3 separate regions of the Homo sapiens genome follow, and regions 1 and 3 are each linked to region 2. A link is a contact called in ENCODE Hi-C or POLR2A ChIA-PET data. All regions are on one chromosome and are shown on one strand. The core of a region is the stretch at or near the end of the contact, and the rest is flanking DNA. Distances in the headings are between cores, read along the strand shown.

The links. A loop is a pair of places that touch in the nucleus more often than their neighbours do. ChIA-PET counts read pairs that join two places held with the same protein, here RNA polymerase II (POLR2A). Pooled maps may share reads with other maps.
Region 1: a loop to region 2 is called in a map of B cell, with 26 times the contacts of the local background. The contact joins the promoter of STK11IP here to the promoter of RPL37A-DT in region 2. A Hi-C loop is called at or near these places in 1 of 168 maps with a recorded cell type or tissue (B cell), 1 of 37 single-sample maps with no recorded cell type and 8 of 50 pooled maps. POLR2A ChIA-PET finds 5 or more read pairs at or near these places in 1 of 52 experiments (B cell).
Region 3: a loop to region 2 is called in a map of CD8-positive, alpha-beta T cell, with 8 times the contacts of the local background. The contact joins the promoter of GMPPA here to the promoter of RPL37A-DT in region 2. A Hi-C loop is called at or near these places in 2 of 168 maps with a recorded cell type or tissue (CD8-positive, alpha-beta T cell and naive thymus-derived CD4-positive, alpha-beta T cell) and 7 of 50 pooled maps.

The regions. Positions count from the first base shown.
Region 1 is chr2:219,595,838-219,599,219 of GRCh38, forward strand. It overlaps STK11IP (serine/threonine kinase 11 interacting protein), which reads left to right and starts at 2,020. Exons shown (of 25, transcript NM_052902.4): 1 at 2,020-2,086; 2 at 2,257-2,343. The coding sequence starts at 2,283. RefSeq lists enhancers at 1,972-2,191, 2,402-2,461.
Region 2 is chr2:216,496,773-216,500,101 of GRCh38, forward strand. It overlaps RPL37A-DT (RPL37A divergent transcript), which reads right to left and starts at 1,980. Exons shown (of 4, transcript NR_183317.1): 1 at 1,835-1,980. RPL37A (ribosomal protein L37a) reads left to right here and starts at 2,072. Exons shown (of 4, transcript NM_000998.5): 1 at 2,072-2,105; 2 at 2,498-2,626; 3 at 3,177-3,259. The coding sequence starts at 2,103. RefSeq lists enhancers at 1,489-1,578, 1,759-2,148.
Region 3 is chr2:219,497,324-219,500,375 of GRCh38, forward strand. It overlaps GMPPA (GDP-mannose pyrophosphorylase A), which reads left to right and starts at 1,568. Exons shown (of 13, transcript NM_013335.4): 1 at 1,568-1,615; 2 at 2,633-2,692; 3 at 2,798-2,895. The coding sequence starts at 2,653. It overlaps SPEGNB (SPEG neighbor), which reads left to right. Exons shown (of 5, transcript NM_001286811.2): 4 at 397-538; 5 at 728-964. The coding sequence ends at 866. All of the region lies in intron 1 of ASIC4-AS1 (ASIC4 antisense RNA 1), which reads right to left. RefSeq lists enhancers at 1-625, 626-1,443, 1,448-1,637 and a silencer at 538-617.

The DNA.
Region 1 (3,382 bases), core at 770-3,269, 3.1 Mb after region 2:
ACTCTGACTTTATATTTGCATACTAGTTAGCTGTTGTAGGGGCTGAAAAGTTGTGATGCCTTTCTTCCTCATCATAAGGGTCAGAGCTCGTATAACAAGATAGGTTAAGAGAAAAATCTAAAATAAACTAAGAAGTTTATTTAATCAAAGTTTTACATGACATGGGAGCCTTCAGAAATGGCTACCCAAAGAGCCAGGGAAAACTTGTTTTTAATGCTTAGATTCTATGAAAAATGGACAGCCTGCAGTAATGTGGTTGGGCAAAAAGTGTGCCACTTAATAGTAACAGACAGCAGGTGGAAACCCAACGAGGTCTTTCTGTGTAGCATTCCTTCCTCCCAGGTATGAGGCAGGATCTCTTCCAGAATGAGGGTCTTACGGCCTATCAGACAAGGTAGGCCAGAGAAGTTCTTTACGGCCAGCTTGTTTTTTGGACTGAGTTTCCCTCCTGTTGCCCAGGCTGGAGTGCAATGGCGTGATCTCGGCTCACAGCAACCTCTGTCTCCCGGGTTCAAGCGATTCTCCTGCCTCAGCCTCCCGAATAGCTGGGATTACAGGCATGCACTACCATGCCCGGCTAATTTTGTATTTTTAGAAGACACAGGGTTTCTCCATGTTGGTTGGGCTGGTCTCGAACTCCCGACCTCTGGTGATCTGCTGGCCTCGGCCTCCCAAAGTGCTGGGATTACAGGCGTGAGCCACCGCGCCAGGCCACGGCCAGCTCTTACATAGAAAGGTGGGGGGAAGTTTAGGTTTTATGGCTGGCTTTGGGGGAGAGGGCTTCTAGTTTCTGTGACTCATCTTGGGGAAGAGGAATTCTGGTTTCTATGGCTTGCCTTGGGGAAGAAAGAAGGCTGGGAGACAGGAGGGCAGGAAAAGGTCGGAGAGACTGTGCCTGAGGCCTTCCAGTCTCTTTTAGTTCAAAATAGTCAGCATACCAAAGCGCCGTATTTTGGGGTATTGTTTTTCTGAGCTCAACACTGCTGCTTCGGATGTATCTCCACTTACTTTATTTAACCTAAAAGGCTTTCAGCTCAGAGCACAAGTAGTATGCCATGAATGCGAAATTGTGTGGTTCAAATATTCAAAATATTTGAAATATTTGCCATTTCAAATATTTTGTCTTGAGAAAATAAAATCTTTCAAATCTGGCAACTTGGGATAAAGATGACTATGATCCTATCCCTCCTTTCAACTGGCTTAGGATTCATTTTGATTTTCCTCTGTAGAAATGGGGCGCTTCATGAAAGAAACTCTCTCTGAAAACCAGGAATTCTGTTAAAAGACCTTTTTGCTAATCTAGTTCAGTAGTTGACGTTAGCATTTGACGGGGAGCCTGGTGAAAGCTACCATGAGAATTCGGAAGCAAGAAACTGGCAGTCCTGGCGCTACTGGTTACTAATTGAACGACCTTCGCAAGTAACCTAGCCTCTGTGAACCTGTTCTCATTTTCAAACGCGGTTGAATAACTACTTTTCAACTAGGATGTTATGAAAGGTAATAGGGTAAAGACAAAGGACTAGGTTCGCGTGGAGCCCAGTACTGCTGAAGGAAAGATACACGAGTTTGGAGGGAGTCTAAGGAAAAGGAGGCAAAGGACCCCGGAGGTTATATCCTCGGTGGCCTCAGCTTTTACACGATCTAAGTCCATCCTACGGCGGATACGCTCTCCTTTCACTGGAAAATGACTGTTTGCGTTGAAAAAATTTTTATCTAACAAAGCTCCATTTCTCTAAACTTTGCTTCCCCGCCCAGTTTGCAAACGAGTCAGGGTTTCCTCACCGGCGCGGTAGGCTCGCCGAAAGCCAAGCGGGAGCCCCAGGCTGCGCAGGGCGGGGGAATAATGGGTGCCCAGCTCCGGGCCAGGAAGCCCAGGGAACCACTGCAGCCACCACCGCGGTCAGGAGACAGCCCCCGCACCGCCCCTTTTCGATTCGTTTGCATGATCTACGGCGCGGTTTCCGGCGGCAGAGACATGTTTTCCGGTCGTCCCTTGGCTCGATTTTCTTCCGGGGCGGGACTTCCTTTCCATCATTGATAGGCGCCGGGCAGCTGAGCTGGTAGGAGGACCAGACGGGGAGGTTCGGTATGTCTGACCAGGACTTATGTTCCTCGAAAGGGCGGCCAGGAGGATGCTCTTCCTCTCTTTTCTTTCTCGCCTTTTTCTCCGCATGACGCCTCGGTTTGCGCGGACGCCCTGGGCTTTTGGCACTACCGCCCACCTGAGGCTCTTCCGCTTCCTCTTTCCCCCCCCAGGCTCCGCCCCCCAGCGTCCCGTGGCCATGACGACCGCTCAGAGGGACTCCCTGTTGTGGAAGCTCGCGGGGTTGCTGCGGGAGTCCGGTGAGTGGACTTCCGGTTGGGCTGGGCCTCGGACCTCGGACGAGGTGGGGGTGGTGCTTTCTGGAGACACGCCCTGAGAGTCATGGAGTTACGACTGGTAGGGTCACCAGGTGTCAGAGTTCAATTTCTTTACTTTTCCCAGGTTTGTTCGCCCTTACAGTGTCCTTTGCCTGTGATAGCCTAAACTCTAGCCGTCCTTTGAGGCCAAAGGGCGGTATCCCTCCCTCCGTGCCTTCTCTGACACTGTCAGAAGGAAGTGATCATTACCTGACTAAAAGCCCCTCAGGACCAGGGACTGATCTCGGTCATAATCATTATTGTGTAGCAAGGTACTAAATACAGTAGATAGAAGCACGAGATTTGGAGTCGGACCCACTTGGGTTGGAATATCAACCCTCTTTCAAACTTGCCATACTGTTTCCTGAGGCTCAGTTTTCCTCACAGATTGGCATAGTGATTGTACTTAACATTTGTGGGGATTCGTTTTAATTCATGTATTTAGTACAATGCCTGCAAGTATAGTAACTGCTTACAGTTGGGAGCTATTGTTATTGTAATGATTTCCCTGATGCTTGGCACTGTGCCTGGGCATAATGGAGCCACAGTAGTTGTTGAATACTTGGTTGGCATTAGTTGTGGTAGAAAAAGCCTTGGCTTTGAGATCAGATAGGAGAAGTAACTTCCTACCAATTATATGATCTCCATCAAGATTTTTCACTTTTTTGAACCTCAATTTTCATATCTGTAAGATGGGGTTAATAGTGCTTCTCTTTGAGAGATTCTGAGAAGGTTTGAATGAGATACCAAAGTCATCTGGTACATACTACAGTTAATGTTAGCTGTCCTCCATCACTCCATGCTCCTATTGACGATATCTGTGGAAGCTCTCTTTATAGCAGTTTTCTTTTCTTTCTTTTCTTTTTTTTGAGACAGAGTCTTGCTGTGTCACCCAGGCTGGAGTGCAGTGGCGCAATCTCAGCTCACTGCAACCTCCACCTCCTGGGACGAAGTGATTCTCCTGCCTCAGCCTCCTGAGTAG
Region 2 (3,329 bases), core at 730-3,229:
GGAGAACTAACTTTGGGATCAGACAGACCAGATTTGAGTTCTAATTGCTGTGTGACATTGAGCAAGTTTCTTAACTTCCCTGAGATGAGTTTCTTTTTTCTTTCTTTTTTTGTTTTTGTTTTGAGAAAGGATCTCACTCTGTTGTCCAGGTTGGAGTGAAATGGTGTGATCATAGCTCACTGTAACCTCTGAACTCCTGGGCTCAAGCAATCCTCACGTTTCAGCCTTTTGAGCAGCTAGAACCACAGATGTGTGTCACCATACCTGGCCTATTATTTTTTTGTGTGTGTGGAGATGGGGTCTCGCTATATTGTCCAGGCTGCCTAGAACTCCTGGTCTCAAAGAATCTTTTCCAAGAGAGACTCTGTCTCAAAAAAAAAAAAAAAAAAAAAAAAAAAAGAAAAAGAAAAAAGAAAGAAAAGTATATAATAACTTGTCAGAGGTCCCACAGCTGGTAAATAGCAGAGTTCTGTTTTGAACCCATACTGAATCCAGAGCCTCTAAGTTCCTAATCATTACATGAGACTTCCTCTCTTTTTCTTAGTAATGAAGATAATAATCATTCCTATCATAAAGGATAATGGAAAATTAAATGAGAACATCCACATAAAATACTCAGTGCCTACCATGTGTTACCCTCCAACAATTGTAACCATATGAAGTACATAGCTGTTTGCAAGTTGCTTTGATTTGATTTGATTCATATATATTTTTTGAGACAGAGTCTCACTCTGTTGTCCAGGCTGGACTGCAGTGGCGTGATGACAGCTTACTGCAGCCTCAACCTCCCAGGCTCAAATGATCTTCCCACCTCAGCCCAGGTATGCAAGTTGACTTTAATACAATTGTGAGGAAAAGTGAACAGGTGCAAAATTATTTGAGACAGTTAATATTAAGCTTTGGGAACGGAAGCTACTTGTTACCGGACTTCTGATTGGAATCAGGGCCACACAATGCCTTTCAGCTCCCATGGTCTTTCTTGGCCCTCTAATCATGGATTCTCTCTTACACTCTTATTCCAGTAGTTTTCTGAGCTTCTTATTCTCTGGATTAGCCATCCCCTGAAAAAAGGCAACCAAACTTCCTAGTGTGTGTGTTCTACGTGAAGAAAGAAGATCATGTGTCTAGTTCCAGAACACACCCTCCCCACCCCCGGCCTCAACCAGAAATCCAATTCTTCCCTGCTGACCCCTTTGAGAGACCTGGAGGGACAGAGAATTGACGGTGGGTAAAGGGTAAGATGTTGGAGTTTAAGGGTTCAGGCCTGGACCAGGAAGCTGTCTTAACAGCCTAGTGTGGGGCCATGGAAGTGAGTTCTGAAATGAAGTGGAAGGCAGGCCATCCGCACTGAGATGCAGCAGCTGGAACACAAAACTCCAAGGTGACTGTTAACTTTTCCCCAGCCTTCCAATCTCAGACTTTCCTCAGGAAACACCAGGCTCTTCTGAATTAGTCGCGAGCAGAACCATCGTCCTTTCCTTCAGAACTCTGACCAGTTTGAAACTGTCTAACTTCTTAATGTGGCTATATGATCGTTTGCAGCTGGCCTGCAACTTGTTCTGGGAATGGAACCTTGGATTTTAGTCACCACTGTCGCTAGCATCCTGCACAGTCAGCCACTTTTAGAGAGCATAATGCAGAGGGGGAAATAAATGAGATTTGGAATAGAGACGGGGTTTCACCCTGCTGGCCAGGCTGGTCTCGAACTCCTGACCCACCCCGCCTCCCAAAGTGTTAGAATCACAAGCGTGAGCCACCGCGCCCGGCCCCACAAATGTAAGATTTATGCACTTCTCCAAGCCAAGTGCTGTGCATCGAATGGAGGAACTCGTACCTTTGCAGGATTTTGTGATATATGTGAAATAATCCGGACATGCTTCTGCTATGGTTGTTTGTCGCCATAGTTTGCGAATCTGGGTAAACCTGGATGAGAGAGACGCCTTACAATTGCAAACATTTCTCAGGAGGCCGCCTGAAAACGCCCAAACCATAGAGCTCAGTTCCTAGCTAGGCCTCTACCAGCCACTTCCGCTCGTCCGCCTAATACCGCGCCTGCGCACCGCGTCTCTTCCTTTCTGGGCTCGGACCTAGGTCGCGGCGACATGGTGAGTGTGGGTCTCTGTGCGGCCTAGAACTCTATCTGCCTGCATCTGTCCTTGTTTTCTTCTCCCGCACCCATCTCCTCTCCTGCCTTACCCCGTGTTCTCTCCTGTCTCCATGCCTTTGCAGGAGACACCATTGTCGGAAGCTCCCCAAGGCGGAGGGGCGGGGGCGCCTTGGCTGGGCCTGGCGCGCTCCAGCCGGGTTAACGCCGGGCCTTCGGAGCGCGCGGCCAGCCCTGGGCACTGGTTTCGTTGGGTTGAATTTAGGGAAAACTAGGTCATATGTAATTCACATGTCGGTCACACGTCAGTGAGGTGGAGGAACGGTGTGTGGAGGCTCCAGGGCCTGCCTGGGTTCCAGGTCTATCACTGGTTTCTCCCTTCACTCTAAACAGGCCAAACGTACCAAGAAAGTCGGGATCGTCGGTAAATACGGGACCCGCTATGGGGCCTCCCTCCGGAAAATGGTGAAGAAAATTGAAATCAGCCAGCACGCCAAGTACACTTGCTCTTTCTGTGGCAAAGTAAGTAAGGCAAAGTCTCTGGTGAGAGGAGAGGGAGGGCAGGTTTCTTACCCAAGTGAGGCCTGACTTCAAGGTATTTTATAAGCCGTGTGCTGGTGGGCAGTTGGAATTACTCATACCGTTGATTATGAGTTTTAAGATAAAAGTGTTGATGGTAACTTCAGATTTTGTGAGACGTTTTTCATTTAAAGAAAACCGCTTAAACGTTAATGGGTAAAATAATCATTTGACAGAGTGCCCCCAGCCTAAGCCAAACCTGCTTTGTGGGAAATGATTCCATCAGTTTTGTCTACTGATGTTTCTGCACCAACTCCCAAGATGTCTGTGCATCTAATACCATTCTACTTGTTCTGCGAGGGATTTTTGTTTGATAAAGGTTTGAACGTTTATGTGCAAAATACTGCATTACAGCAATCCCTGTTTTGTTTTTGAGGGAGAAAGGGAGGCTTTCACATCCCTGACAATAAGGTGAATCCAAATTTAGACTTCTGGATGCTTGTAAGAGAAAATACTTACTTGGTTCATAGTGAAAATTGGTTCTCTTTTATAGACCAAGATGAAGAGACGAGCTGTGGGGATCTGGCACTGTGGTTCCTGCATGAAGACAGTGGCTGGCGGTGCCTGGACGTACAAGTGAGTCTAGTTCCTTGTGGTATTTGGAAGTGTGTGGACCACATAGGCCCAAATTCCAGGTTGCTGCTGG
Region 3 (3,052 bases), core at 318-2,817, 3.0 Mb after region 2:
TCAGCTGTGGACTTCCATCACGCGGCTCCGGGTCCCCAAGGTCACACAGCAAGCCAGAGGCAGAGCCAGGGTTGGACCCGGGTCTTCTGGCTCCCAACTCTGGCAATTTCCACTACCCGGAGCGGTCTCTGAGGCACCGCGAGATGTGTGAACATTCAGGGGCTTTCGCCCGCCTTATCTCTCTTGATCCTCTATTCGACCCCGAGAAGTAGGAGAGGCAGGGATAAGTCCCTTTAACAGCCAAGGAGATGAAACCAGAGAGGCTAATGATTTGCTCAACGTCACACTGCGAGTTTAAATGCATCTGTATTTAGTGCCGGGTATTAGCCGGTGAGGTGATGCCCTGCCTCATCTCCGGGTCCTTCACGGGGTTTCGCTCCCCTTTCCTTCCGCTAGTCCCGACGAAGATTCAAAAGGGACCCGACAACACTAAGGCGCGCAAAGGCACCACCGTGACGCTGACTGCGGAGATCCTGGGAGAGCCTGCGCCCGACGTAGGCTGGACCAAGGACGGGGAGGACATCGAGGAGGATGACAGGCGAGGGCCGGGACCTGCGGCACGGCCAGGGCCTGGGGCTGGAACCTGGGTGGGACTGAGCCCAGAAATCTGGCTGGAGTGACGGGGGCGGGGACTGGGCAGCGAGGAACAGAGCTGGCTAAGGAGCCCCGCCCAGTGCGCCCGTGTACTGACCACGGCTCCGCCCTCCTCCCCGCCGCCCTTCCGCAGGGTGTTCTTCGAGATCGGCAGCACCACCACGACGCTGACCATTCGCCGGGCCACGCCTCAGGACAGCGGCAAGTACGAGGTGTACGTGGAGAACAGCCTGGGCATGGACCAGAGCTTCGCTCGCGTCGACGTGGCCTGAACGGCACCCCCGGACCTTCCGCCCTGGCGCCGAGCCCGGGGGTGGTGGGACCCACAGCCCTCCACCAGCTTGCTTAATAAAGCTGCTCTCTGACCCTCCGCGTCTGTCCTGCTCTTCCGCGTCGCCATTCCCTCTCCCCCGCACCAGCGCCCACACGTATTCCAGACCCCCACGCCAAGGTCACAGCCTGTTGGAGTCACAGGGAGGTCTGGAGAGCGCCTAGCGCCGTGCTGCATTTCAGACAGTCAAACTGATAAGAGTTGCCCTCGCCGTCCAAGGCGCCCTCACTTCCCAGCGGTACCGCCGGCTGGGCCTGGGACTCCGCCTTCTCCGCTTTTGAGCGCCTCCAGCCCCAGCCCCTTGTGGCTGTTTGCCCCTGGCCCCGCCCCTTCCAGGGCTGGCCACACACCCCTGCTGTCCTTAGTCCCGTTTTCCTGTGGGACCCAGTTCCTCACTTCGGCTGCTGCCCCGAGGCCGATTCCCCAACAGCTCGGGTCCCAGTCTTAAGTTCCAGGCTGGGCTTCTCAGGCCCCACCCTTCTTCGCATTTAACCCCGCCCCGCGATCCCTTGGTCACACCCCTGGACTTCAGCACCTCTTTCCTCTCCCATAAAGTTAGAAAGCGGGTAAAGGGTCAGACTACAATTCCCGGCAGACCCTGCGAATGAGTTCTCGCGACTTGCGAGAAGACACGTGCGCGGAAGGAGCTTGCAGTAGCGGGCGGCAGAGCTGGAGTGAAGGGAGCTAGTGGTAAAGGGAGCTGGTGGAGGGGTGGCGGCAGGGGTAAGGGGCAGGGGACACCCTCTAGACGGAGAGCGGGCTCCGAGGTCCTGGCTGGCCCTCGGTGCGCCCGCCCCTGTGTTGGTCCCACAATCCCTGGCAATGAGAGGCCAGGGTTTATTGGACAGAGTCAGTTGTGGGGTTCAGAGGGTCAGCAATCAATCAATCCTCCGAATCCAGAGATTTAGACCCAGTCGTCCGTATTAGGACTGGAGGGGGGTCAATAGGTTCAGTGTTTGAGATGCCAAGGGAACCTGTCTTTTGATTTGGGGTTCAACATACAGAGGTTAGTTTTAGGATTCATGTTTAGCATATAGAGGATTTTTGCTGGGATTAGGGGTTCTTCAAATTCAGATCAGTGTTAGTTCAGTACTTGGGGATTACGTTCAGGATTTAAGTTAAATATCTGAGGCTCACTCAGGGTTTGCTGTCCAATATTCAGGGTTCACTATTGGGGTTCAGGGCTTAATATCTAGAATGAAGACGCAACACTTTGGGAATTTGAGGCTTCAGTATTTTGAGGTTTGGGTCTGAGAAGGGAGTCTCTGCCAGGTTTCTGAATTTGCAGAATTTGTTCATGGCCAGAGGGAAGTCTTTTAGAGATCAAATTGTGGGGTGTGAATTTCAGAATTTGGGAGGAATCACTGTGAGGTTTGAAGGCCGACTGGAATCTGGGTTGGGATTTGAGATGTGTGGGATTTGTGAGGTTCTGTCCAGGCAGGGACTATATTGAGCTTTGGGTTTACATCTTGGGGGAGGGCTAAGTGCTGCTATTTGGGGTTTGGGGTTTGGTTGGGGTGTGAGATCTGAGCTTGATTTCTCTGCTGGGATTTGAGATGTGTGGGATTTGTGAGGTGTTGGGTCCAGGCAGAGACTATATTGAGCTTTGGGTTTACATCTTGGGAGAGGGCTAAGTGTTGCTATTTGGGTTTTGGGGCTTGGTTGGGGTAGGAGATCTGAGCTTGATTTCTCTGTTGGAATTTGAAGTTTAGGTAGCAGTCACCATTATGCTCAAAGCGGTGATCCTGATTGGAGGCCCTCAAAAGGGTGAGGTGCCAGGGGAATGGGGGGAGGAGGTTGGGCTGGAGTGGTAGGCGGGATGGGGGCAGAGGAAGGCAGGAGGCCGAAATGTTCTCCTCTCTCCTCTCCCAGGAACTCGCTTCAGACCTTTGTCTTTTGAGGTGCCCAAACCATTGTTTCCTGTGGCAGGGGTCCCTATGATCCAACACCATATTGAAGCCTGTGCCCAGGTAACCTCAGGGGCTCCCCTCTCTCACCTCACTTCCTGCTTATCTTCATGCTGTTTCCCCCTTTCCCAACCATGAACTCTTCCCACCAGGCATAACTCCAAGGACCATCATTCACAGATGACAATGTGAATGGCGCCCCCTCAAGTTATGCTGTGCA